5 separate regions of the Mus musculus genome follow, and all the other regions are linked to region 1. The links are chromatin loops, found by intact Hi-C in ENCODE. Cell type or tissue: left cerebral cortex. All regions are shown on one strand. Region 1 overlaps Myrip (myosin VIIA and Rab interacting protein). Region 2 has its middle 5.0 kb from the start of Gm5922. Region 3 has its middle 23 kb from the start of Gm38642. Region 4 holds the start of Myrip (myosin VIIA and Rab interacting protein). Region 5 has its middle 4.1 kb from the start of Gm38642.

Region 1 (5,000 bases):
TCCTTGAAAGTGATGTTTATCTAGACACACCGATCTTTTCTTTTATTGTCATGTGTATTTTTTTTTCACTGCTAAAAAAGAAAAAAATGAAGCAAACGTTGATGCTTTGTAAAAGTCTTGAGAGGCCTCTTTTGAGGGAGGTAAAGCCTGAGGAGATGGTTCGTGTGGTGAAGTGCTGAGTGCTTGCTTTGCCAGCGTGAGAACATGTGTTCAGTCACCAGAAGCTGTGTATAAACGTGGGGTGTGGTGATGCATGTCTATAACATTGGTGCTGGAGAGAAACATTCAGATCCCTGTGCTCATGGCTGGCCAGCCTAGCCTATGTGGTTAGTTCTAGGTCATTGTGATGGTTTGTATATTCTTGCACCAGGGAGTGGCACCATTTGGAGGTGTGGCCTTGTTGGAATAGGTGTGACCTGGTTGGAGTAGGTGTGTCACTGTGGGTGTGGGCTTAAGACCCACACCCTAGTTGCCTGGAAGTTAGTCTTCCACTAGCAGCCTTTGGATGAAGATGTAGAACTCTCAGCTCTGCCTGCATCATGCCTGCCTGGATACTGCCATGCTCCCACCTTGATGATAATGGACTGAACCTCTGAACCTGTAAGCCAGCCCCAATTAAATGTTGTTTTTTTATAAGACTCGCCTTGGTCATGGTGTCTGTTCACAGCAGTAAAACCCTAACTAAGATAGTCATGGAGAGACCCTGCCTCAAAAAGAAATCAAAGTTAGAAGGATGGAGGGTGTACTTGTCTTCTGGCCTCCCCCTGAACACTCATGGGCTCGAGCATACACACACACACATGCACACATACATGCATACACATGCATGCACACATACATGTACACATATACACATTCACACATACATATGCACACACACAGGCACACACATAAACATGCACCCATACACACGAACATGCACACACATGCACGTGCACACACACATATGTATACACACGTATGCACACATACATGTACACACATACATGCACACAATCCCCTCTGGTTAGTGTGTCTCTCCCACAGATGTTCAGATGCCATCAGCACCACCTTGAGCCACAAATCAAGCTGGTTCTGGAAGAGACCAGAACCCTCCTACAGAGACCAGAGACAAGGTAAAATGTTTGGCCCACATCAGGTGTGTTTGAAGAGAAGCTTTAGACAGGCAGCTGCCCAGTGTGCTGTGTAACAAACAGCACCGCACCGAGCGAGCGCCATTGGTCTTTGCTGACACAGGGTGGGAACAGGGGTTAGGATGCTTCTGAGAGCTGGGGCCCGACCTGGAGCTGCCCCAATTCTCCACAGACACCTCATTGTGGATTCCTTTACTTGTGGCTTTTCCTTATTTTCCCCTCTTCCATTTTTATATGAGAACATTACCAACTACTGCTTGTACTCTCTCTCTAAGTCTTTCCTTCCCTCGCTCCCTCCCCCCTCTTTCTGTCTCTTCTTCTCTCTTCCTCTTTCTTTCTCTCATTTCTTCTCTGTTCCCCTCCTCATCTCCTTCCCCTCAAGAATATTAGAGGTGGGAAAGACCCAGGTTTGCAGTCTAATCTGAGTCACGTCAGCATCTTCCCTGGACAGCATGCTCCTCCCTGGATGTTAGTTGACTCTGGGCCACACCCAGTTTCCCCTGCCATTGAGGGTACCCATGTCCCAGTGGCTGGCACTGGCTAGTTGTGAGGTATGACTGAGTCTACCTCTGGTAAAATTCCATAATAGACATGGCACCACCCTCTGGAGTGGCTTCCTATAGACACGACTGGTAAATAGAAACAAAACATTTTCCTCTTCTTATTGTATTTTTATTTTTTTGTTTTGAGACAGGATTTCATGTGACCCAGGATGGCCTCAAACTCAGTATCTAGCCGAAGTTGACTTAGAACTTCAGATTCCCTGCCTCTATTCCCAGAGTTTACAGGGATGTGCTACAGGGATGTGCCATTGCACTAGGTTTATGTGGTGCTGAGGGGTAAACCCAGGGTTTAATCAAGCCTTGGAAGCCCTCTGTCACCTGAGCTGCACTCCAAGACCCTGTCCTTGCTTATTAAAGCAGGTCTGGTTCCATGGCCAGGGCAAGCTCTGGGCTCCACGTGAGCTCAGTGTGAAGCAAACTCCCACTGAGCTTTGCCGAGCCTTGCCCCTTCTCCTTTCCTTCTCTTCCTTTACGCCCTTCCCCTGACCCCTTGATCTTCAGTGTCTTTTTTATTTTTGGATAAATGCATACAGGTATACAATGTGTTATGTAACAACCACCCTACGGCCTTCACTCAACTCCTCTCAGAATACCCTGACAGCCTTCTCCCAATTTCATGTCCTGTCCTCTCTTGTTAGAGCTTCTGTCACCCGCCGAGTTCAATGAGCACTGCCCACCCATGGGTTTGGGGTCACCCCCTGGAGCAGCCTCCCAGCCATCCCACAGGGAACAGGGAAAGCTTAATTCCAACCCCATCTGGGCCCTGACATCCAGCTCAGAGCTGTTCTGCTCTGTTGCTGTGTAGAGGGACGTGCTGGTGTCTCTAGGAATTGTGCTTAGCAATGTGACACTTATTCCTAGTCCCTGCCTGCCTGCTGCCTTCCTCTGTGCTTGCCTGCCCAAGACCCTGCCCTGTGACTCTTTCCCTAACACAAAAAGAAAACTTCCTCACTAAAGAAAACACCCCCCACCCCCCAGTAGCCGTCAACAGCCAGGAGTTCCTCACCCCTGTACCACTTTTGAAACCACTCTTAGACTGCACCACACACACAGGAGTTCCGCCCAAGGTGCCCACTCTTTGGGCCTCTGATTCTTCGTCTCTCAAATGAAGGTAGCTCACCACACACACTAAGGAAGATTATTCCGAGGCTGGGTAAAGGTGTTGTGTCTGGGAAGGCTGTGAACGTGGATACCCAACGGCTAGAGAATTAGTAACAAGAAAACGGAAATTGTATTGAAGGGTTTCAGTGTAGTTGTTATTTCGTGTGGTTGTCCTGGTCATCGCTGCCCAATAAAAGGCAGTAAGTGCATTCATTCCCTTGGCTAAGGAAAACACCTTCCAGCTCCCAAGTGCAGGGCTGCCCTCTAGTGGTCTCTGTGCGGATGTGAATTTTAAAAAATCGGTTTTTAAAACTCATGTGCGTGTTTGCATGTTCCTGTGACTGTGTTCATGCATGTGGATGTAGCTGCACACATGTCACGACATGCATGTAGAGGTCACGGGACAATCTCCTGTATCAGGCCATGCCTTCTACCTTGTTTGAGACTGGGTCTCTTCTTGACCATTGTAAATGCCAGGCTAGCTGGCTCACAAGCTCCCAGGGTGCTCAACCCCCTAGCCCCCTGTAAGAGCTCCGGGATTACAGATGCGCACCACCATGCCTGGCTTTACATGGCATTGGGGGATCTGAACTCAAGACCACACACTTGTTCAGCAAGCACTGTACCTACCGAGCCAGCCCAGAGAATAAAATCTTGCAGACAGATGGCAAACTGTCATTCTCAGTAGCCCACAGGTGTTCTCCAGGGATAAATTACACACCCCGTGGTCACTCTGACCTCTCCAGCATTCTTGTTTACATACGCACACACTTCTGAGTGTTGGAAGAACTCTTGGTGTCTACCGTGGGAGCCAGAGCAGGTCAGTGTGTGCACCCTGAGAGAAGCACTCTGAGCGTAGAACCGCTGGCATTTGTGTGAGAGAGAGGTCGATTTGTCTTACAGAATATGCTTAGGTGATGGTGCCCACTGGCTGATCCAGTCTTCAGGGTGAGTGGAGGTTGGAGATCCAGGGGGAGTTGCTAGTTCAAGGCCGGAGGCGGTGTGGTCTATCGGCCTTGTTTCTGCTTCTCTGGTGAGTGTGGGTGAGATCTAGCCACTTACAGGGAGTAATTGGTGTGAGTTGAAGTCTACTGATTTAAACATAAATCTTTTTTAAAGACACTGTGTGTGTATGTGTGCATGTGTGTTTGTGTATATCTGGGGAGGGTTGCGTATGTGTATCTGTATGTGTCTGTATCTGTGTGTGTCTCTTTGTATGTCTGAGTGTCCATTTGTGGTCTGTGTATATCTTGTATCTGTGTGTGTCTGTGTCTTTGCCTCTCTCTCTCTCTCTCTCTCTCTCTGTGTGTGTGTGTGTGTGTGTGTGTGTGTGTGTGTGTGTGTGTGTGTTTGTGTGTGTGTGTGTGTCTAGGAATCAAAACTTAAGGCCTCTAGAGGAGTAGGGCATACTCCTACCTACTAAGCTGTCTGTCCAGCCCTCTGGATATCAGCCTTATCTTAAAAAATACCTAGACAACAATATCTAGATTGATCTAACCAAATATTTAACTCTTTCCGGATAGATACAGAACATTAACTTAGGTTTTCTGAAAACATTTTTGGATGTATCTGGCATTTGTCTGCAAACATCACCATCCCTTCAGGAGAGAGCCCTGGGCAGTGTCTTCATGCTCCATCGTTCTTGTCTTTCATGGCCCCATCTTTTTCTGTCTCTAAACTGCTCCATGCTTAGGATATGTCATGGCTTGAGGCAGCAGCTCCACAGATGTCTGTTTCATAAAGAGCCACATAAATTATGTAGCATCCATTTATGAGCACAACAGACATCTTAACAAGCTATGAATCTATGTGCTCAATATGAATGTTAAAGTAATGGATGAATTTAGTTTTGGATTCAGAATATACTTTCTATTATATTTTAAAAATAAAACCAAATCATAGTGCTTAAAGTGGCTGCTTGTTTTCATTCCCAAGTGGCCTTCTATGTACACAGCCGACCACATCTATGCCTCTGCACTAGGGTTCACTTCCTCTCTGGGTAAGCGGGGGGGGGGGGGGGGGGGAAGGCAGCCTGAAGAGGAGGGCACACTGCTGTCCCCAGCGGCCTCCTGGGAAGAGAAGATCAGGGAACTGGGAGATCCATGAGGCTCTGCAGCTCTGCACATGAACATCAGACCCTGGGAAGCGGTTCTGTCCAATTGTCCTGCACATGTATGAATACCTCATTTCCTCTTTTACTTTT
Region 2 (5,000 bases), 240 kb before region 1:
TTATATATATACACACACATACATATATACATATATTTTTAATACACACACACACACACACACACACACACACACACACACATATATATATATTTAAAAGTGTATGTTTCCTTTTCTTTCTTTTAAAAAAACAGGGTCTCACTATGTAGCCCAAGCTGGCCTGCAACTTTCTTCACTACATAGACCAGCAGGCTGGCCATAAATTCACAGACATCCACCTGCCTCTGCCTCCAAAGAGCTGGAATTAGAGGCATGTACTACCATACCTGGCTTAAAAATTATGTGAACTGATCGTGTGTGTATGTGTGAGCACAAGTCAAGACGTCAGCCTCTGATGTCATCACTTTTTTTTGACAGTCTCTAGGTCAGTGGTTCTCAACCTGTGGGTCACAACACCTTTGAGGGTCAAAACCCTTTCACAGGGATCCCCTAAGACTACCAGAAAACACAGATATTTACACTACAATTCATAACAGTGGCAAAATTGAAGTTATGAAGTAGCAACGAAAATAATTTTATTGTTGGGGTCACCACAACATAAGGAATTGTATTAAAGGGTCACAGTGTTAGGAAGGTTGAGAATCATTGCTCTGGGTGGTCTAGGTTTCTGCAAATAGGTCATTTAGACTGATTGGCCATCAGTCCCTAGGGATCCTCCTCCTGTCTCTGCCTCCCCAGTGTGAAGATTGCAAGTGCGCACTAGCGTGTCTAGATTTAAAAAGAAAGGATTAGTGTGTGTGTGTGTGTGTGTGTGTGTGTGTGATATCCAATGCCCACTTCTGGACCTGCATACACTTGGTGCACATGAGCCCATAAAGTATTTTTATGTATGGACATAAAAATAAAATTAGCAATAAAGAGATCTTCATAGCAAATAGGAAACTGAGACACAAGTTCAAACTTACTTGGAGGGTGTCTTTAGTTTTTAGAATGACTTAGGTAGAGGGGCATCAGCTGTTTTCCCACCACTCCCAAGGGCAAGTGTACCTGGGAATTATCCACCACTTAAAGTGTCAGTCAGACAGTCTGGAAACCTTAAGAAATATGGAAGCACCAATAAGGGATCTAGTCTGAATAACAAGGTTAAGAGGGCTTCGGTGTCACAGACACAGGTTCTATTGTGAGAAACTGCATTGCTCCTGGAGCAGGAGGAGGGGCTTACCCAGGAAGTAAACACACAAGTCTCAGGAGGCTCCTGAAAATTACAAGGTTCGTGAGATCCCCCCTCCCCAAGGTTATGAAGTCAGTGGTGACTGCTGAACAAATATACTCTCAGACAGGCTGCAAACTGTGCTGGGAGCTTTAGGGATGCTGGTTTTATGGGTTGTTAACCTGTCCTGGAGTGGTGATCCACCTTCCCTGGAGTTATTCATGTTCCTGTAACTCCTCATCCAGTCTCTTGTAATAACATTCATAAACTTGCTAGTTCACTGACCTAGACTTCAGTGGGTAGAATTGTTCTCTTTGTTTTCAATGATTTATGCAAGTGAATACATGTTTGTTTGCATTTCCCAAGGAAAAGTCACATCACAGCCACCATGCTGGGTTTTATTCAGTGCATGAGTCAAACCCAGGGTTTCTGTATCCTAGACAAGCACTGTACCAACAGAGCTACATCCCCAGCCCTGAACTCACAGAGACCTCCTGCCTCAGCCTCCCGAGTGCTGGGATGATAGGTGAGCATTGACATTCTCAGCTCATCTGGATATCTAATACAGTAATTAGGAACAATACTGTCACAACATGGAAACTCTTGAACGGTCAGTGAACTTGGCCCAGATTATGACTAGTTCCTGATCTCTGTCAGCATGTCAGTCACCTTCTATGGGACTTGATAAGGTTTGGGAACTGTTTGGTTAATATCACAGCTTTATGTAGCCATAAGATAGCTACCAGGGCAATCCAGGAAGAGCCTTTCTAATTGAATAGCATTATTCTACGCCTTTCAACTGTTGGTACTGACTTACTCTGGCCACCAGGGGGCAGGACAGTACCATGGTTGCCAGAACAGACCTCTTCTGACTGGAATTCTGTTTGCTGCGGCACAAGCCTGTAATCACAGTTGAGTCACGAAGAGTTTCTAGTTTGCTTTTTGTGGCTGTGATTAAAAACAAAACAAAGCACAAAAGACAAAAGCTGGCTAAAAGCAACACGGGAGAAAGGGTTTTATGATTCCAGGTTACTGCCCCATACTGCAGGGAAATCGCAGAGGCCGAGACAGTTTGCCTCAGTCAAGTTTAGAGAGAGATGAAGGCACCCACACTGCATGCTGCCTGCTCACTTGGACACAGTCAGCCAGACTCTGCATAATTCTGCAGCCTAGAGCCCCCTATCCAGGACCTGGGGCTGCCCACAAAGGTTGACTCAAATAATAATCTGGACAATCATCCAAAGATATGTATGCCCACAGGCCAGCCTGATGTGGCCAGTCCCCCAGCTGAAACTCCCTTCTTAGCTGATTCTAAGCTGTATCAGCTTGACAGCCCAAACTAACCAGTACAAGCAAGGGCGGTGAGTTTGAGGTCAGCTTGAGCAACACAAAAAGACCCAGTCTTAAAAATAAAAACAAGACAGGTTATGTCACACAAGACACACACCTCTAATTCCAACAGTTAGGAAGAGAGGTAGGAAGATCTCTGTGAGTTCAAAGCCTACCAAGTGCGTTCCAGGACAGCCAGGGATACATAGTGAGACCCTGACACACACACACTAAATAAACCTAAACCAAAATACGTTCCCGCCCCCACCCCTGTAAAACACAAAACTAAACAGAACAAGTTACAAAAAGACAAGTGCATCTCCGACTGCTTACTTTGTGATTTAATGGAAGCTTGGGGGGGGGGGGGAAACTCCAGCACTTTGATGCTGTCCTCTGGCTTTTGTGGGGACTGTGCTTACAGGCACACCCACACATCTCATTAAAAATAAGGTCTTGGGCTGGTGAGATGGCTCAGCGGTTAAGAGCGCGGACTGCTCTTCCAAAGGTCCTGAGTTCAAATCTCAGCAACCACATGGTGGCTCACAACCATCTGTAATTAAATCTGATGCCGTCTTCTGGAGTGTCTGAAGACAGCTACAGTGTACTTACATATAATAAATAAATAAATATTTAAAAAAATAAGGTCTTTTAAAACGTTTTGGTTTCAAAAGCTATGAAAGTGATAATTAAAATATATACCTATTTGGTTGTTTTGGGGTACTAGGCAAACCAGGATGCTGGAGGCACAAGAAGACTTTCTCTGCTTACAAACAGGGCCCTTCATCCACACGAAACAAAGCAAAGACGATGAAACTCTCCATTCTCCATCTCTCAGTGTGAGAGCATGCAGAAACCTGTGACAGCACACAGCTTACCGAAACAACACACAGCTTCCCTGTGACAGCACACAGTTTCCCTGTGACACCACATAGTTTGCTGTGACAGCACACAGTGTTCCTGTGACAGCACACAGCTTCCCTGTGACAGCACATAGCTTCCCTGTGACAGCACACAGTGTCCATGTGACAGCACAAAGTGTCCCTGTGACAGCACACAATTCCCTGTGACAGCACACAGCTTCCATGTGACAGCACACAGTTTTCCTGTGACAGCACACAGTGTCCCTGTGACAGCATACAAGCTTCCCTGTGACAGCACACAGGTTTTCTGTGACAGCACACAGCTTCCCTGTGACAACACACAGTTTCCTGTGACAGCACAGTTTTCCTTTGACAGCACAGTGTCCCTGTGACAGCACACAGCTTCTCTGTGACAGCACACAGCTTCTCTGTGACAGCACACAGTGTCCCTGTGACAGCACACAGTTTCCTGTGACAGCACACAGTGTCCCTGTGACAGCACACAGTGTCCCTGTGACAGCACACAGTGTCCCTGTGACAGCACACAGTTTCCCTATGACAGCACAAGCTTCCCTGTGACAGTAGGCAGCATCCCTGTGACAGCACACAGTGTTCCTGTGACAGCACACAGCTTCCCTGTGACAGCACACAGTGTCCCTGTGACAGCATGCAGTTTCCCTGTGACAGCACACAGCTTCCCTGTGACAGCACACAGTGTCCCTGTGACAGCATGCAGTTTCCCTGTGACAACACACAGTGTCCCTGTGACAGCATGCAGTGTCCCTGTGACAGCACACAGCTTCCCTGTGACAGCACAGTTTCCCAATGATAGCACACAGCTTCCCTGTGACAGCACACAGCTTCCCTGTGACAGCACACAGTGTCCCTGTGACAGCATGCAGTTTCCCTGTGACAGCACACAGCTTCCCTGTGACAGCATGCAGTTTCCCTGTGACAGCACGCAGTGTCCCTGTGACAGCATGCAGTTTCCCTGTGACAGCACACAGTGTCCCTGTGACAGCATGCAGTGTCCCTGTGACAGCACACAGCTTCCCTGTGACAGCACAGTTTCCCAATGATAGCACACAGCTTCCCTGTGACAGCACACAGCTTCCCTGTGACAGCACACAGTGTCCCTGTGACAGCACACAGTTTCCCTGTGACAGCACACAGTTTTCCTTTGACAGCACAGTGTCCCTGTGACAGCACACAGCTTCTCCCTGACAGCACACAGTGTCCCTGTGACAGCACACAGTTTCCCTGTGACAGCACACAGTTTCCTTGTGACAGCACGCAGCGTCCCTGTGACAGCACACAGTGTCCCTGTGACAGCACGCAGTGTCCCTGCTTTCCTGGAGAAACCTCTGCTTGTGTGCATTTTGCAGTCCAACACTAGCAGTGTGTAGCAGTAGAGAAGAGGCCTCAGTTGTTAATTTCTACTTGGAAGTTCTCATCTGTGTAGAGTGTTTTATGATCCTAGTCCATGCTGCCTTCTCCCAGTCTCCTCCCACTCCTGAAACCCCCCTCATGCTCTGTCCAACTGCTCCCCATTCTACTTCATGAGTGTGTGTGCATGTATGTGTGTGTATGTGAGTGTGTGTGTGTGACTGTGTATGTGTGTGTGTGAGTGATATATGTCCCTGTTTGTGTCTGTGTGCTGA
Region 3 (5,000 bases), 190 kb before region 1:
CTCTTTCAAATGATGGTGTCTTTTGCCATATGGAAGCTGTTCATCTTCATAAGGTCTCATTCATTGGTTGTTGTTCTTAGTGCCTGTGCTATTGACGTTCCGTTCAGAAAGTCTTCTTCTGTGCCAATGAGTTCAAGCCTATTCCCAACTTTCTCTTTAATCAGTTTCAGGGTATCTGGCCTTACACTGAGGTCCTTGATCCAGCACTATTTGTTGAAGGTGATGTATTTTATCCAGTGTATGTTTTTGGCTATTTATTTATTTTAAAAACTAGGTGACCATAGGTATGTAAAATTATGTCTGGGTTTTCAATCTGATACCATCAATCAATATGTTCATTTTTATGCCAATGCTGTGTGGTTATTACTATATCTCTATAGTACAACTTGATATTGAAGATAGTGTTACCTCAATTGGTTCCTTCATTATTCAGGATTGTTTTAGCTATTGTGGGTGTTTTGTGTTTCCATATGAGGCTTGAAACTGTGTTTTCAGGTTCTGTGGAGAATTATGTTGGAATTTTGATAGGTATTGCATGTAATTTGTAGGTTGTTTTTGGTAGGTATCCGTTTCACAATCTTAGTTCCACTGATCCATGAGCATGGGAGATCTTTCCATCTTCTGATGTCTTCTTCAGTTTCTTTCTTTGAATTCTTAAGATTTTTATTGTGCAAGTCTTTCACTTCTTTGGTTATCCCTCAAACTCTTTTGAGGCTTTTGAAAGGTATGGTTTCCTTGATTTCTTTCTCAATTTTCTCCACCCTACTTTGTTAGCTGGAGTCAGTGTCTCCAGATTACCACTTTCTTGTTGTTTTTCTCCAAATTCCTTGAAGTCAAGCTCGTTTGTCAAACTTCTCAGGAAATAGAAACAATCTGTGTATGCACGGGGATGTTCGTTATCAAGAACTGGCTTGTGAGCCCAAAGGCAGAGCAGTTCTAATATCCATGCTTACAAACTGAGGATCCAGAATATGAGAGCTGATGGTGAGTCTGAGGAAACCCAAGAGCCTGAGGCCAGGGAGACCTATTGGGGTCTGTACTGGCTGGTTTTGTGTGCCAAGTTGACACAGGCTGGAGTTATCACAGAGAAAGGAGCCTCCTTTGAGGAAATGCCCCCATGGGATCCAGCTGTAAGGCATTTTCTAAATTAGTGATCAAGTGGGAAAGGACCCCTTGTTGGTGGTGCCATCCCTGGGCTGGCAGTCTTGGGTTCTATAAGAAAGCAGGCTAAGCAAGCCAAGGAAGCAAGCCAGAAAGGAACATCCCTCCATGGCCTCTGCATCAGCTCCTGCTTCCTGACCTGCTTGAGTTCCAGTCCTGACTGACTTTGGTGATGAACAGCAATGTGGAAGTATAAGCTGAATAAACCCTTTCCTCCCCAACTTGTGTCTTGGTCATGATGTTTTGTGCAGAAATAGAAACCCTGGGTAAGACAGTGTCAGCTCCAATCCAGAGGCTGAGAGCCTGTGAACATAAACAGGTTCAAGTCCAGTGGCAGCCAGTGTCACAGCTTGTCGGGGCTATGTGGGCCATACACTGACTGGATGGGGCCCATGCTGTGTCTCCACCCTTTAACTCTCTACGCCACCACATCAGTCTACACTTAGATTTTCACGTTATCCAGAAACATCCTCCGTAGGAACAGACCCAGTCAAACTGCCGCCCATCCCGCATCACCCCAAACAAGTTTTGTGTCCACTTACACTGAAAAGGTTATTTTCAGAAGTGGGTCTTCAGAATTTCTAAAACTCATAGAATAAGGGGGATTAAAAGTTGTCTAGTTACACACACAAAAAATGACTCATTAAGCAATAATAAAAGTAGGACTTTCTCTTTTTTCCCCCTCAATTCCTCTTAGTTCTTTGAGAATTTTGTACAAAGTTATATCTGCCCCGTCCCCAGCCTCTCCCATTCTCTTCATCCCCTCTTCCCTCTCCACCTAATTTTGCCCCCCTTTTAGTCCACCAAGTCACTGCAGTTGGCACACCCACATAATCTGGTGGGTGCCCACTGGACCGGGGTGCTTTCACTTAGCAGGGCCCACACCCTTAAAGAAGACGGACTCTTCCGCTCCTAGCAGCCATTAACCGCCAATGGCTCCTCCTCAGGTGTGGGGCTCACACTTATCCCCTTTCCACACTGGCGTTCGGTGGGCTTAGGTTTGTGCAATGCTTGAGACCGCTGCCACAGCCACGGGTGAGCTCATATGTGCAGCTGTCCTGCTGTATCCGGATGGGTCTCTTTCCCTTTCGTTATCCACTGCCTCTGGATCTTACAGTCTCTCTGCCTTTTCTCCAGCAGCGGTTCCGGAGATGTCGCTTTTCAGCTGAGCACACACACACACACACACTCTCTCTCTCTCTCTCTCTCTCTCTCTCTCTCTCTCTCTCTCTCTCTCTCTCTCTCTCTCTCTCTCTCTCTCTCTCTCGCTCGCTCTCCTCACAGCCTGGAGGCTCTGTGGGTCTCGGTGTTAATCGCCGCCGTCTATTGTAAAAGAAGCTTCTCTGTTGAGGGCTGACGGACGCATTGATCTGTGGGTATACGTCATTAGGAGCTGGTTTAATACTGTGACCATTTCGCACTGCCCGCTCCTCCCTAGCCCCTGCATCGTCTCCCCCCACCCCACCACCTCCATAGCCTTTCTCAATTTCAAGCCCATTTTCCAAAGACACCTGAATAAACGGCCACTAGAGGGCAGCACCGGCTGCAGTTTCTCCTGAAACCTCTGAACTTTTCAGTGGGGCCAAGGCTGACAAAGGTTGGCTTCTAATTACCACCATACTCATGGTATACAGAGAGATTTTTCTCTTCTTCAGGAATAGTAGGCAATTGAGAGCTTTGTCATAGAGGCAGCTTTTGAGTCAGAATTCGTCTTGACTTTGATTTGATGGAAATGCCCGCAGAAGGGGGACTGGATATGCTTACTGCTTCCTTCCTCGGGCTGATGACACAGAGCAGCCGTGCGTAGCTCTCAAGAGCAAGCTGCATGCCAGTGTAGGTGTGGCCAGAGCCCCAGCTCAGGAGAGTTCTCATTCCAGAGGAGTATGGAGCCATCATCGACAGGACAGACAAGCTAACCCCAAGGCTGAGGTTACCGCAGACAGAAACAGCCAGGCAAAGCCAAGGCTTGGTCAGATCCTACGTTTGTGGTATCAGCTTTACACAGCGACAGGAGCTGGGGTGCTGATCAGGATGCTCACGTTAATTTGGACCTTGAAGTCTCATTGTTTGGTGCCTGGTAACAACAGCCATGGTAAAAGAAGAAAATATTTGTGATACCAGTGACTCAGCATGTTGTAAAATATTGAGGCTGGCTGGCCAACAAGCAAACAGAACAAACGAACCCCCCACAAATACTCCTCCTCATGAGGCCAGCGTTGATGCTGTAGGGCTTAGTGGGCAAAGGCTTGGTATGCAAGTGTGAGACCCTCAGTTTGGACCCCAGGGACCCATGGAAAGCCCCACACGGTAAGACAATCCAGTAATCCCTCTGCTCCTGTGGATGGAGGCAGATGGCAGCGAATCCCCAGAAATTCACAGGCCAGCTAGCCTGTTGTGTGTAGCGGGAAACAACATGAGACTTGGATTCAGTCAAGGTGAGGCAGTTACCTGCAGCTCTCCTCTGATTGTCACCTGTGCACTGGGCACACGTGTGCCTGCACTCACTCATGAGCACACAAGCATGGGGATAAAAACACAAAAATCCTTAGGGAAGCGGTGTCATAATTACATTGGATATGTTCCCTTCTGTGGCAGGTTCCATCCTGCCTCGAATTGGACAGCGTGCGATTACCAAGTGGGAGGGGTCGCCCAATGTTTCCAAGCCCCAGTCTCTATGTAGCCTGCCCAGAGTCCACTTGGCTTGGCTTCTGAGGCCTCACCCTGTGCTCGAAGCATCCTGTCAGCTTCTTCGTGAACCTGGAACCTGCTAGGCAGAAAGACAAAAGGAAATCCTGAGGTCAGCAGAACAAGCCTGCAGAGTGGTTGATCCACTTTCAGAACACGTGGATGGCTGGCGCTATGCTAACTCCGCATTCCGCTATTTTTTGCCAAAGCCCATGACTCTGTAGACTGCAGCTGAGGGTGTTTTGCAGGCAGATATAGCTTTGAGCTCTTTTGTGAGCTTGGCTCTGACTCCAGGAGGTCTTGATGCACACGAAGATCTGAAGAAGAGGATATGCCAAGAGGAGTTATGCAAGCCTTGCAGAAAGAGTGAGACTTCCTACTTGGAGAGTAGAAGGGAGAGGAGGAAGCACAGTAGGACTACAGCTTCCTGGACTCCCCCAGGAGCGGCCATTTTAGGAAGAACAAACCTCTCTGTCTCCACTACTTTTATTTTTTCCCATAAAAAATATTCCATGCATCCATCCATACATGTATGTATACAGGTATGTATGTATGCATGCATGTATATATGTATATATGCAGGTATGCGTGCATAGCTATATGTATGTTCATAGGTATGCATGTGTGCATGTCTGTATGTATATATGTAGATATGATATGTATGTGTGCAGGTATGAATGCATATATACATGTATATATGTATGTCTATATGTATGTATGCAAGTATGTGTGAGCACATGTCTGTATGTATGCATGCATCTCTCTCTCTCTCCACATATATATTTATATATGCAGGTATGCATGCATGTCTATCTGTATGTATGCAGGTATGCATGCATGTAAATATGTGTATATACACAGATATGTATGCATGCATACATGTCTATATGTATATATACAGATATGTACGCATACACATCTATATGTATGTATACAGGTATGCATGTATGCCTATATGTATGTATGCACTTGGAGGTAGCAGTTCATGTGTGGAGGAGTAGGGTCTGAGGATAACTTGGGGCAGTCATTTTTTCTCCATTTTGAGTTTGCAATAGTGGTTTTCCTTGAGCTTCCAGAGTTTTGTTCGATGAGGGCAGATCCCTTTGTCAAGTAAATCAGAGATTTTTATATGTCCCCTTCTCTCCATTCACACT
Region 4 (5,000 bases), 74 kb before region 1:
TGTGTGAATATGTTTATGTGTGTGTAAATGTATATATAAGTATGTATGTGTGAATTTGTGTGAGAGTGTGTGATTGTGTGTATATGTGTGTGAGTGTGAATATGTGTGTATATGTATGTAAATGTGTGTATGTGTGAATGTGTGTTCCTAGAGGTCAGAGAATTTGCAAAGGCCCCCTGAGAGGTAAAGTGGCTCCCTGTTGGCCAGCAAGGGGGCGTGGCTCCCCAGCAAGGGGGTGTGAATCCCCAGTAAGGGGGCAGGTGCAAGAGGTAAACACTGGCTGGTTTTCACCACCCTGCCCATCTCATCTTCTTGGCTTACAAACTGTTGGAATACCCCAGTCTTTGTTCCTTGAGATGGCTCAGTGATAAAGGGTACCTGGTGACCTAGCATTTAATCTTTGCACATGCTGTAAGAAGAGAACTGTGCTGGCTGGTTTTGTGTGTCAACTTAACACAAGCTGAAGTTATCACAGAGAAAGGAGCCTCCCTTGGGGAAATGCCTCCATGAGATCCAGCTGTAAGGCATTTTCTCAATTAGTGATCAGGGGTGGGAGGGCCCATTGTGGGTGGTGTCACACCTGGATTGGTGATCCTGGGTTCTATAAGAAAGCAAGCTGAGCAAGCCAAGGGAAGCAAGCCGGTAAGTAACATCCCTCCATGGCCTCTGCATCAGCTTCTGCTTCCTGACCTGCTTGAGTTCCAGTCCTGACTTCCTTTGGTGATGAACAGCAATGTGGAAGTGTAAGCTTATTAACCCTTTCCTCCCCAACTTGTTTCTTGGTCATGATGTTTGTGCAAGAATAGAAACCCTGACTAAGACAAGAACCAACTCTCAAATGTTGTCTAGTTCCTTAGGGTTTCTATTGCTGGATAAGACACCATACCCATGGGTGCTCTTACAAAAGAAAACATCTAACTAGGGCTGGCTTACAGGTTCAAAGGTTTAGTCCATTACTGTAGTGGCAGGAAGCATGGTGGTGTGCAGGCAGACATGGTGCTGGAGAGGTAGCCGAGAGCTCTGCATCTGGATCCACAGGCAACGGGAAAAGAGAGTGACACTGGGCCTGGCTTGGGCTTCAGAAACCTCAAAGCCCACCTCCAGGGACACACCTCCAACAAGGGCATACCTACTTCATGGTCACTGCTCCTAATAGTGCCACTCCCTATGAGCCTATGGGGGCCACTTTCATTCAAAACCTCACACTTCCACGTGCATGCCTTGGCATCTGAATGCCCATGAACACATACAATAAATATTTAAAAATCATTGCAGCCTTTACAGTGCGTACAGACTGGATTTGTTCAAGAAGTACATAGGTATTTTATTTTTATTTTATGAGTATTTTGCCTGTATATAGGTCTGCCTGCTATTTGCACGCCTTCTTCATGTGGTCAGAAGGCTTCGGATTCCCTGGAATTGGAGTTACAGATAGTTGTGATCTGACATGTGGGTGCTGGGACTCAAACTCTGGTCCTCTGAAAGAGCAGACCGTGCTATTAACTCATGAGCCATCTCTCCAGCCCAGGGCAGGGGGATTTTGTTGGGTGATGTAACATGCACTCTGGGAAACAGAAGACTGAACTCAGTCCTGGAATCTTGTAATTCCAGCCTAGGGGATGGTGCCGCCCACAGCTGACGGGTCTCCCCATAATCAAGATAATCCTGCGGTGGAATGCCCAGAGGACCACCTCGTAGGTGGTTCTAGTTTGTCTCAAGTTGACAGTTGCAATTGATCATCACAATCATAACACATAGCTTTCCCCCAGAGAGAGCACACTTTGGTTGTGCTCAGTGGCAGGAGCTGAGACACTGGCAGACAAAGGTAGGAGGGAGTCTTGTGAACGGTTGAATGTTGGACTGTGTGGATACTAACCGGGCCTACATAAACAGATTTAGAACGGAAAATAAGTAAAATGTACACAAAATAAGCTTTCTTTCATTTTAGCAGTTTAAAAATCCCTCAAGGGAGGAAACCGTTTCTTTAGAGAAACCAATTTAATGCCTTACACGTTCTTAATTTTCCTCCCTCGTTGCTCCGCAAAGGCGCTTCCCCCCCCCCCCATCTACCTTGCATGCATTTACATAGGACACGACCTCAGCTCATTGACCTATGAGATTTAGAACTGAGATTTAGATTTTGAAATCACCGCCGTAGCGCTATAGAAGCTTTATTCTGACGGAGTCGCTGCTGCCAGGCAGTTGACACTGACAGGTGTTCCCCAGTCGACGCTGCTGAGGCTTAAGTAGTTGGTCTCAATATCCGGGGCCCTGGGCTTGCTGGATGAGCAAGTGCGGCCCTAGATTGCAGGACAATCTCAACTCCTTGTCATCCTTTGGGGACCATGGACTGCAAGCACGCGCCCCAGAGCACTCCTCACTGGCAGTATTCCAGGACTCACTATCCCAGAGGTGCAGCGGTTATGGGGGCGCACACAGGATTAGAACCCCCTGAGCCAAGTGCGAGGTAGTCAGTGTGTGTTGAATGAGCGAGCGTGGCTAGCTCAGTAAATTCCCTGGAGAAGAACGTAATCCAGACCGGAATCACAACGGTGCCTTAAAAATACCTTGGGGTGGGGGGCAGTGAAGTGAAAGATGTTGATGCAGGCGGGCCACGAGTCTTTGGTGAGGCTGGAGCCAGCAGGTCGCGCTGTTCCTAGGACTAAGAAGGCCCAGGTTGCGGTGACCCATCCTTCAAGCGGGCGGGTCTCCAAGGATGCAGAGCCTGACTTCAATACTAGGGATGACCTGAAGCTAGGGCTGGTTGAGTAGGGGTGCTCACGATCGCGACCCCCGCACCGCACTGCGCCGCAGCCCGCAACGACCCGGGTGCGCGCAGCCCCAGCCCCGCCTCTTCCCTATGCGCCCCGCCCCTCCCGGCGCGTGCCACCCGCGCACCCGGGGAGCTCGCGAGGAACCCGCGGGGTAGGCGGCCGGTGTCCCGGCGCAGGCGCGCTGGTGTCGCCGCCGCTCCCGCCAGCCGCCCCGCACGCGCCCCCGCCCCGCCTCCGCACGCGCCGCCGCCCCGGGCGCCTGTGATTGGCGGTCAGCGGGGCCCGCAGGTGGCGGCGGCCGCAGTGGCTTGGGCTGGCGCTGGCTGGGAGCCTGGAGCGGGCGCCTCCCTCGCGCCGCGCGCCCTCGTCCTGCCCGCGCTGCCCGGCTCCCGCTGTGACTGCGGCCCCAGCTCGGGCGCACCGGCGATCTGCAGCCTCGGGATCGCGCGCTGGACGCAGGCTGCGGCAGGTGACCCGGGGCCATCCGAGGCGCGGTGGCTGTGAGCCTGGCCGCCATCCATGAGCTCCGCCGCGGACCCACTCCAGGCCGGCCACCCCGGGTGAGTCCTCCAGCTCTCCCCTCCGCGCCCGCAGCTCGATGCCATGCTTCCCTGCCACGTTGCCGCAACTTTTGGGGTGGGTGTCTGAAGATGTCGCGCGCGCGGTCCCCCGCACCTGGTGCGCGTCTGGGGCCAGGGCTGCGGGACATGGCCAGCCTGCCTGTGCGGAGGGGACGGTGGGGTCTTGGACTTAGCCTCGACAGAGTCAGATCCGCCTCTTTCCGTGGCTACGGGGGCGGGAGCTGACCCCTGCGTTTCCCCGATGGCCACGTAGCGCTCGGGATGCGGTGCGCCGCGCACCTTGCTAAGGGATCCGCGCACCGGCGGGCGCCTCAAACCACCCGGTGCGCACCCGGCAGCTGGCCAGCATGGACCACGTGACTCTTTTAGACTCTTAATGTTTGTAAAATGGGGCTAATTAGGTACTCGCCGAAGGTCATGGCCAGGGCACAGCGTTAACCCCCAAGGCAGACTGCGTCTGGGCTCAGCCCCGGGTTGCCTGAGGAGGAGAGGTGCGCTGGTGAGGCAGGCACTGGGCGAGGTGTTCCTTCGTCCTGCTCTCTTTCTCGGTTCCTCCTATCTTCAAAGACAGGAGACTTGTTGAGGTTTCGAGCTCATCCGCAGGGTCTCAATAGCGGTTTCGGGGGGTGGGGGGGTGGTTAACGTCTGGCTGTCTTCCGTGTGAGCGTGCTGTGGAGCATTTGTGTGGTGGGAACGCTCACAGTTGCCGCATCCGAGGTTCCATCCTCTTCTAGTCACTCAATTGACTGATGTTTCTGCAGAGTGTGGAGTCGAGGACTCTGCTAAGCGCCAGGGCTTACATAGACTGTGTTTGGCTTCTGGTCTCCCAAATAAACCTTGTCCTCAGGACGTGTGTCCCAGCCACTCTTCCAAGACACACCAAAGGGAGGGAGCTGACACACCGAAAAGCAGCTTTCTCTGAAGATCTCTCCCATCCGCTAAAATTCCTTGAAAATGGACTACATTTCTATCCGCCCCACCCCTTACCTATAATATACATTTTGTTTATTATCTTGAGACTTTCCCAGGGACGGGAGAGAGATTGTTCCTCCTGCCCTGCCATTTCCCTGTTCCCACATGTCCTTCTCACCCTCTGACCTCCAGCTGCAGTTTTGATACTCAGTGATGACACTGTTACACATAGTCCTGGGATAATTGACAGGCGTTTTTTTTTTTATTTCTTTCTTTCTTTCTCTCCCCCCCACCTCCCCGCTCCTGGGGCTCCCGGGGTACGGTGTGAAAAAGCGCTGGGGTTGTGGTACCAGGTAGAGGGAAGATGTTGTAAGGGATCTTTCGGGAGGAGTGGTATGGAAATGAGGTGATTTCAAGGATTTGACAGCAACATCAGGACCCTGTTTGCAGATCTAAATATCTTTTTCTAGAGATATTTAGTTTTGGTAAAGCTTTGAAGACTGCTTTCCATCTTCAGATTGGAATCCAGTGGGTAGCTGTTTTCCTGATCTTCCCCCCACCTATGGAGGGGGTGCCTCTGAACTAGAAGTTGTGTCTCTTTAGCTGGGGACTCTCTGGAGGTCTAAGGAGAAATTGCCTCCCCTCCTCCTCCCCCCTCGTGGTGTATGGTTGTTTCTGGGCATGTGTGTGTATATATAGTCAAGCATGTATGTCTCTCTGAAGATGATGTCTG
Region 5 (5,000 bases), 170 kb before region 1:
TTCTACAGTCCCAGGGAGTCTGCTGGACAGCGCAGCTCTCTGCAGCGGTTGCTCCCACTCCCCTTTAGTATTGAAGCTCTAGAACAACCTTGTTATGGTGTATTGTGTTTCACGTCCACATATTTATCGCAAGCAATGGCTCACATCACTATGGACTGCGATGAGCATTAGTATCTGAGGGCGACTAGCAAGCTGTCGATCAGGAGAGATGATGAAGTGGTTGTGGCTGGAGTTTGGAGGATGAGAACATGGGAGACTCCGTGGAGCAGTTCCTGGAGGAGGCTGAAGGTACAGGAAGAGCAGGTGTCTCCACAGAGAGGCAGGAAGGGGCCAGGGTTCTAGTCCCAAGGTCAACGTGCAGTTTTCAGGGTAAGGCTTCTTTTCGTGTCAGATTTAACAGCTGGGTGAGTCTCGGTGTTAGCTTTATGTCACCGTGACCAAGCACCCGAGACTATCAACCTGAAAGGAGGAAAAAAAAATCTATTTTGACTCATGGTTTAAGCACAGCTATTTAAAAAAAAGGATTTATTTTACTTTTTATTCATGTGTCTATGTGTGTCTGTGTGCGCATCTGTACACATGAGTGTGCCTGTGGACGCTACAAATGGATACTGGGTCTCTTGGAGTTAGAGTTACAGGCACTTGTGAGCTGCCTGACATGAGTTTGAGGACCTGAATTCAGTCCTCAATAGTGTGTGTTCTTAACCTCTGAGCGTCTGCGCAGCCACAATTTCAGAGTTTTTTGGCCCATGAGTCCAGGCTGGCTCTGGGCCTGCGTTGAGGAAGAGTAATGTGTGAGTATCCAGGGTGGAGCACAGGCCCTCACCTGAAGGCAGCCTGGAGGCAGAGACAGAGTGACAGGGACACAGAGACAGTGAGAGAGACAGAGGGGATGGGGCGGACTGAGGGCCTGCCACTGAGCCTGGCTGATGCCCCCTACGGTGGTGCCTCGGGCAGCGGGCCAAGCGAGTGGCTTTTGTGTCATTTAAAGCCCAGCACTGACCTGATGAGCCTCATCTACGTTGGAGGCAACACATTTTGCTCCTTGCTTCAGGAATGCTAACCTTGGGCTGTGGAGACGGCACAGAGCTTAAGTGCCTCCCTCACAAACTGGAGGACCGGAGTTTAGGTCCCCAGAAACCAGGGGATGTTGGGTGTGTGGGCCTGTCTGTGATTCCAGCATTGGACTGAGCTGACTGTCAAGATAGCCATATGGGTAGGCTCTGGTTTAAATGAGAGACCTCAATGAATACCTACATATTCATGTGTGCTCACATATGTGCAAACCAGCATGCTTGTATGCACACTGCACACATGCCACACACACACACACAGCACACACCCAGTACACACATGTACTTCACATACCACATACACATACTGGACACATACAGTGTACACACACACCACACATACACACTGCACACATACACTACACAAACACAGTGCACACACTTTACATACCACACACACAGTGCATACACACTTCACACATACTACACACACATACACCACACATACACACTGCACACACACAGTGCAAACATGCACTTCACATACCACACACACATACTGAACACACACAGTGCATACACCACACACACACACACACACTGCACACACATGCTGCACACACACTGCGCACACACACACATACTCACAAACATGGAAAATATTAGACCATATGCCCTCTCTGTGGGTCATACCCCAACACCTCCACGGCATCACCAACCCAGAGTCTCACTAAACCTTGCTGTGCAAAAGTCTACAAGCGGTGTGGGTGCACATATGTAACACCGGCCTTGAGGCAGGTGGGGATCATAATAGCAAGGTCAATCTTGAATACAGTCCTCATCTCAGAAAGGGCTCGTTTGGGAGCTGAAGCAGCTGGTCCGTCAAACAGCAGTAGTCAGGAGCAGAGAGAAATCTGCACACCCGTTTGGTCTGCTTGCTTACTGCTCATGCCCCCCCTGGCCTTCCTCACTCTTTTAAAAGAGTATTTATGGGAGGCAGAGGCAGGCGGATCTCTGAGTTCGAGGCCAGCCTGGTCTACAGAGTGAGTTCCAGGACAGCCAGGGTTACACAGAGAAACCCTGTCTCAAAAAACAAAAACAAAACAAAACAAAACACAACACAACAACAACAACAACAACCACAACAAAAAAGAGTATTTATTTTGGGTGTATGAGTGTTCCTCCTCTCGGTATGTACATGCACCATGTGCATGCTGTACCCCCAGAGGCCAGAAGAGGGCGATGTTGTCCCATTGCCTGAAATTGGAGTTCTGGCCAGCAATCTAGTGTACAAACCCACACAGATACGCAGACACACATAATTACAAATAAAACACGTCTCTACAAAAGAGGGTTCTTTATGAATACCAAAAGGTATGAGCATCTCTCTGGAAATCCAGCAGGTCTTAGGGACTCTACTAGGAACCAGGGACAAAGCCAAAATAGGTGATGCATTATGCTATAGTGTGTCAACATGTTCCCAGGTAGATCCTGGAATCTGAAATTCAAGAGGAAAGAGGTGGTCCACAGGCGTTCTTAACTGGGCATCAGAGCACTTTCTAAAGCACGAGACTCTTAGGCTTTTTTTTTTTTTTTTTTTTTTTTTTTGAGTCATTATCCTCACTGTGGCAGAGATTCAAATCACATTTAATATCTTTCTATTATTTCCACATCATCCATCCACATTCCCAGACCAATAACTCAGCCACGATGGCAGTCGTCAGACCTCACTGGGGAGGAAAATAATTTGATTCTGCTCAGAAAGGACACGTTGGTCTGTGTCACCCCTCTAAGATCAGCAATCAAAGCAATTGTGATTTTCTCCTTTTCCCCTGGCTTGATAAGACCTTTCTCCATAATGAATAAATGTGTATTCATGCACTGACCCCGAGTGTTTTCCCTCTAGAAATAATTGTGTGCCTCTCTGAAGAGACTCCTTATTATCCCCACAGAGAAAAGATGGCTGTGTCACCAGTGGCCCGTGGTTCACTGACGTAGGCCTGTGAGTCAGCTGGACCCTGGACAGTGATCATAGCTGTGACAAGAGGGGACAGACTTCTGCTCTGGGAGTTGCTAATTAGAGAACAGGGAGGGAGTCATGATAGGGAACATTCCAGAAAGGAGTCTCTGCTGAGTTATAATTATGGCTGGGTCAACTCACAGTCACTTATGAAAGTAAAAGAGTTTCCATTGGAACAACCAAAGGCTGAGGGTTTTAAACTTGACACCAAGACATCGCTGTAAAAATGGCTCCTAGCTTGCTCCCTACTGCTGAGTAAACACCATGACCAAACACTTGGAGAGGGAAGGGTTAACTACACCTTAACCCTTGTAGTCCATCCTTCAGGGAAGTGGGGGCGGGGAGGGGGGGGGGACTCAGGGAAGATGGGAACTGAAGACATGAGGGAACTTTGCCTACTGGCCTGTTTCCCATGGCTGGTCCATCCTGCTTTCTTATACAACCCAGGACCCCCTGCCCAGGGAGGTCACACCCACAGTGGGCTGGACCCTCCCACACTCATCAAGAAAATATCTGTGGACTTGCATACAATCTGATGAAGGTGTTTTCTCAGTCGAGAGTCCCTCTTCCCTGACTTGTGTCAAGTTGGACACACACACACACTAGCCAACACACACACACAGTATAGCCAACACACACACACACACACACACACACACACACACACACACACACACACACGTCAGCACACCAAGGGAGCAGTTGAGACAATGCAGATGTAGAAGAGAGGCCAGATTCTGGGATAACCCTACACCTCTCTAAGAAGTACCCACTGTGGCTGAGCCTGCTTGGTAGAGAACTTGTCTAGCATGCACTAGGTCCCAGGTGTGATACACAGCATCACACAAACTAGGAGTGGTGGCTCACACCTGTGATCCGAGCACTCTGGAGGTGGAGGCAGGAGTATCACTGTCTTGCTAGGGGTCATTGCTTCTGGGTTACTTAGAACTAAGTCCAGGAAGCTCATACGTAAATGGGGACAGTGGCTCTGTGGTCAACCGCAGAGGGATTTCAGGGAAGATGTCAACACATGGTCCCGAATCCGAAATGGTTTATTTGTTGGTTATGTTTAGAATTGTTAAATTCCCTTGCTCCACGCCCGCATCTTCCAGTTCTTATAATTAAAATTAGGATGGCTTGGAGGTTCTTTCCTCCCTCCCTCCCTCCCTCCCTCCCTCCCTCCCTCCCTCCCTCCCTCCCTCCCTCCCTCCCTTCCTCCTTCCTTCCCTCCTTCTCTCCCTCCCTCCCTCCTTCCTTTCTTCCTACAGAAGGAAGAGAGACAGGATCTTCTGTATCTTGGGGCAGCATCCAATTCTATGTAACTAAGAATGGCTTAGAACTCCTGAACCTTCTGCCTGTACATCCGAAATGGTTGGATTACAGGCATAAGCCACCACATTTGGTTCAATAATTAAATTAACTAATTAACTGATTGCTCGATCAAATACAGGATTTCATGCAGCCCAGGCTAGTCTCAAACTCAGCATGTAGCTGAGGATACTCTGACTGCTCCCTCCATCCGAGTGCTGGGATTACAGGCGTGTGCATCCATGACCTGCTTACGTGGAGCTGTCAACCAAATCCAGGCCTTTGTGTGTGCTAGGCAAGCACTCTACCAACTGAGCCACACATCCAGCCCTGGAATTGTCTTTTAACCAGAGCATGTGAGAGAGGTCTTTATAGACACTATTATTGCACATATTTTTTTTTTTTGTGGCTGTTGTTGTTTGAGGAACTGGGGAATTGAACCCTTGAATCCAGGACCCTTTTCATGTTAGGCGAGCATTCGACCACTGACCTACATCCTCAGTGAAGAGGGAAGCTTTCTAGAAGCAGCAGAAGTATCATCAGTCAGACATGGGCCTGATGTGGGATCAGCAACCAAAGCCATGGCATAAGAAAGCAGTAACAATGTAACATTTGGAAAGACAGGGCTATTGTTTCCTAGCAGAATAAAGCAAGGAATC

The links. Hi-C counts contacts between places; a loop is a spot of excess contacts. Peaks named below come from ENCODE experiments on the same cell type or tissue, not always from the same donor. Only the 100,000 strongest peaks of a DNase experiment are listed, where the experiment ranks them.
Region 2: a loop joins it to region 1, with 4 times the contacts of the local background. A loop is called at or near these places in 9 of 42 quality-filtered maps.
Region 3: it touches region 1 in a loop (7-fold over the local background); 19 of 42 quality-filtered maps call a loop at or near these places.
Region 4: it touches region 1 in a loop (5-fold over the local background); 19 of 42 quality-filtered maps call a loop at or near these places.
Region 5: it touches region 1 in a loop (2.6-fold over the local background); 24 of 42 quality-filtered maps call a loop at or near these places.

Annotation. Positions count from the first base shown.
Region 1 is chr9:120,374,901-120,379,900 of GRCm38, forward strand. The region is part of intron 2 of Myrip (myosin VIIA and Rab interacting protein); the gene reads left to right. Among named protein-coding and RNA genes, the nearest start is that of Gm34159, 14 kb to the left of the region's middle. In left cerebral cortex, a CTCF peak has its summit at 3,064 (motif pointing left); a DNase peak (open chromatin) is centred at 3,047; H3K27ac peaks cover 593 bases.
Region 2 is chr9:120,138,856-120,143,855 of GRCm38, forward strand. No RefSeq gene overlaps it. Among named protein-coding and RNA genes, the nearest start is that of Gm5922, 5.0 kb to the left of the region's middle. In left cerebral cortex, a CTCF peak has its summit at 1,975 (motif pointing right); a DNase peak (open chromatin) is centred at 1,985.
Region 3 is chr9:120,188,910-120,193,909 of GRCm38, forward strand. No RefSeq gene overlaps it. Among named protein-coding and RNA genes, the nearest start is that of Gm38642, 23 kb to the right of the region's middle. In left cerebral cortex, a CTCF peak has its summit at 2,712 (motif pointing right); DNase peaks (open chromatin) are centred at 2,199, 2,700 and 4,060; H3K4me3 peaks cover 644 bases; H3K27ac peaks cover 2,764 bases.
Region 4 is chr9:120,300,867-120,305,866 of GRCm38, forward strand. Myrip (myosin VIIA and Rab interacting protein) reads left to right here and starts at 3,207. Exons shown (of 17, transcript NM_144557.5): 1 at 3,207-3,334. In left cerebral cortex, a CTCF peak has its summit at 2,638; DNase peaks (open chromatin) are centred at 2,298, 2,838, 3,373, 3,756 and 2 more places; H3K4me3 peaks cover 2,825 bases; H3K27ac peaks cover 2,699 bases.
Region 5 is chr9:120,208,010-120,213,009 of GRCm38, forward strand. No RefSeq gene overlaps it. Among named protein-coding and RNA genes, the nearest start is that of Gm38642, 4.1 kb to the right of the region's middle. In left cerebral cortex, a CTCF peak has its summit at 2,249 (motif pointing right); a DNase peak (open chromatin) is centred at 2,256.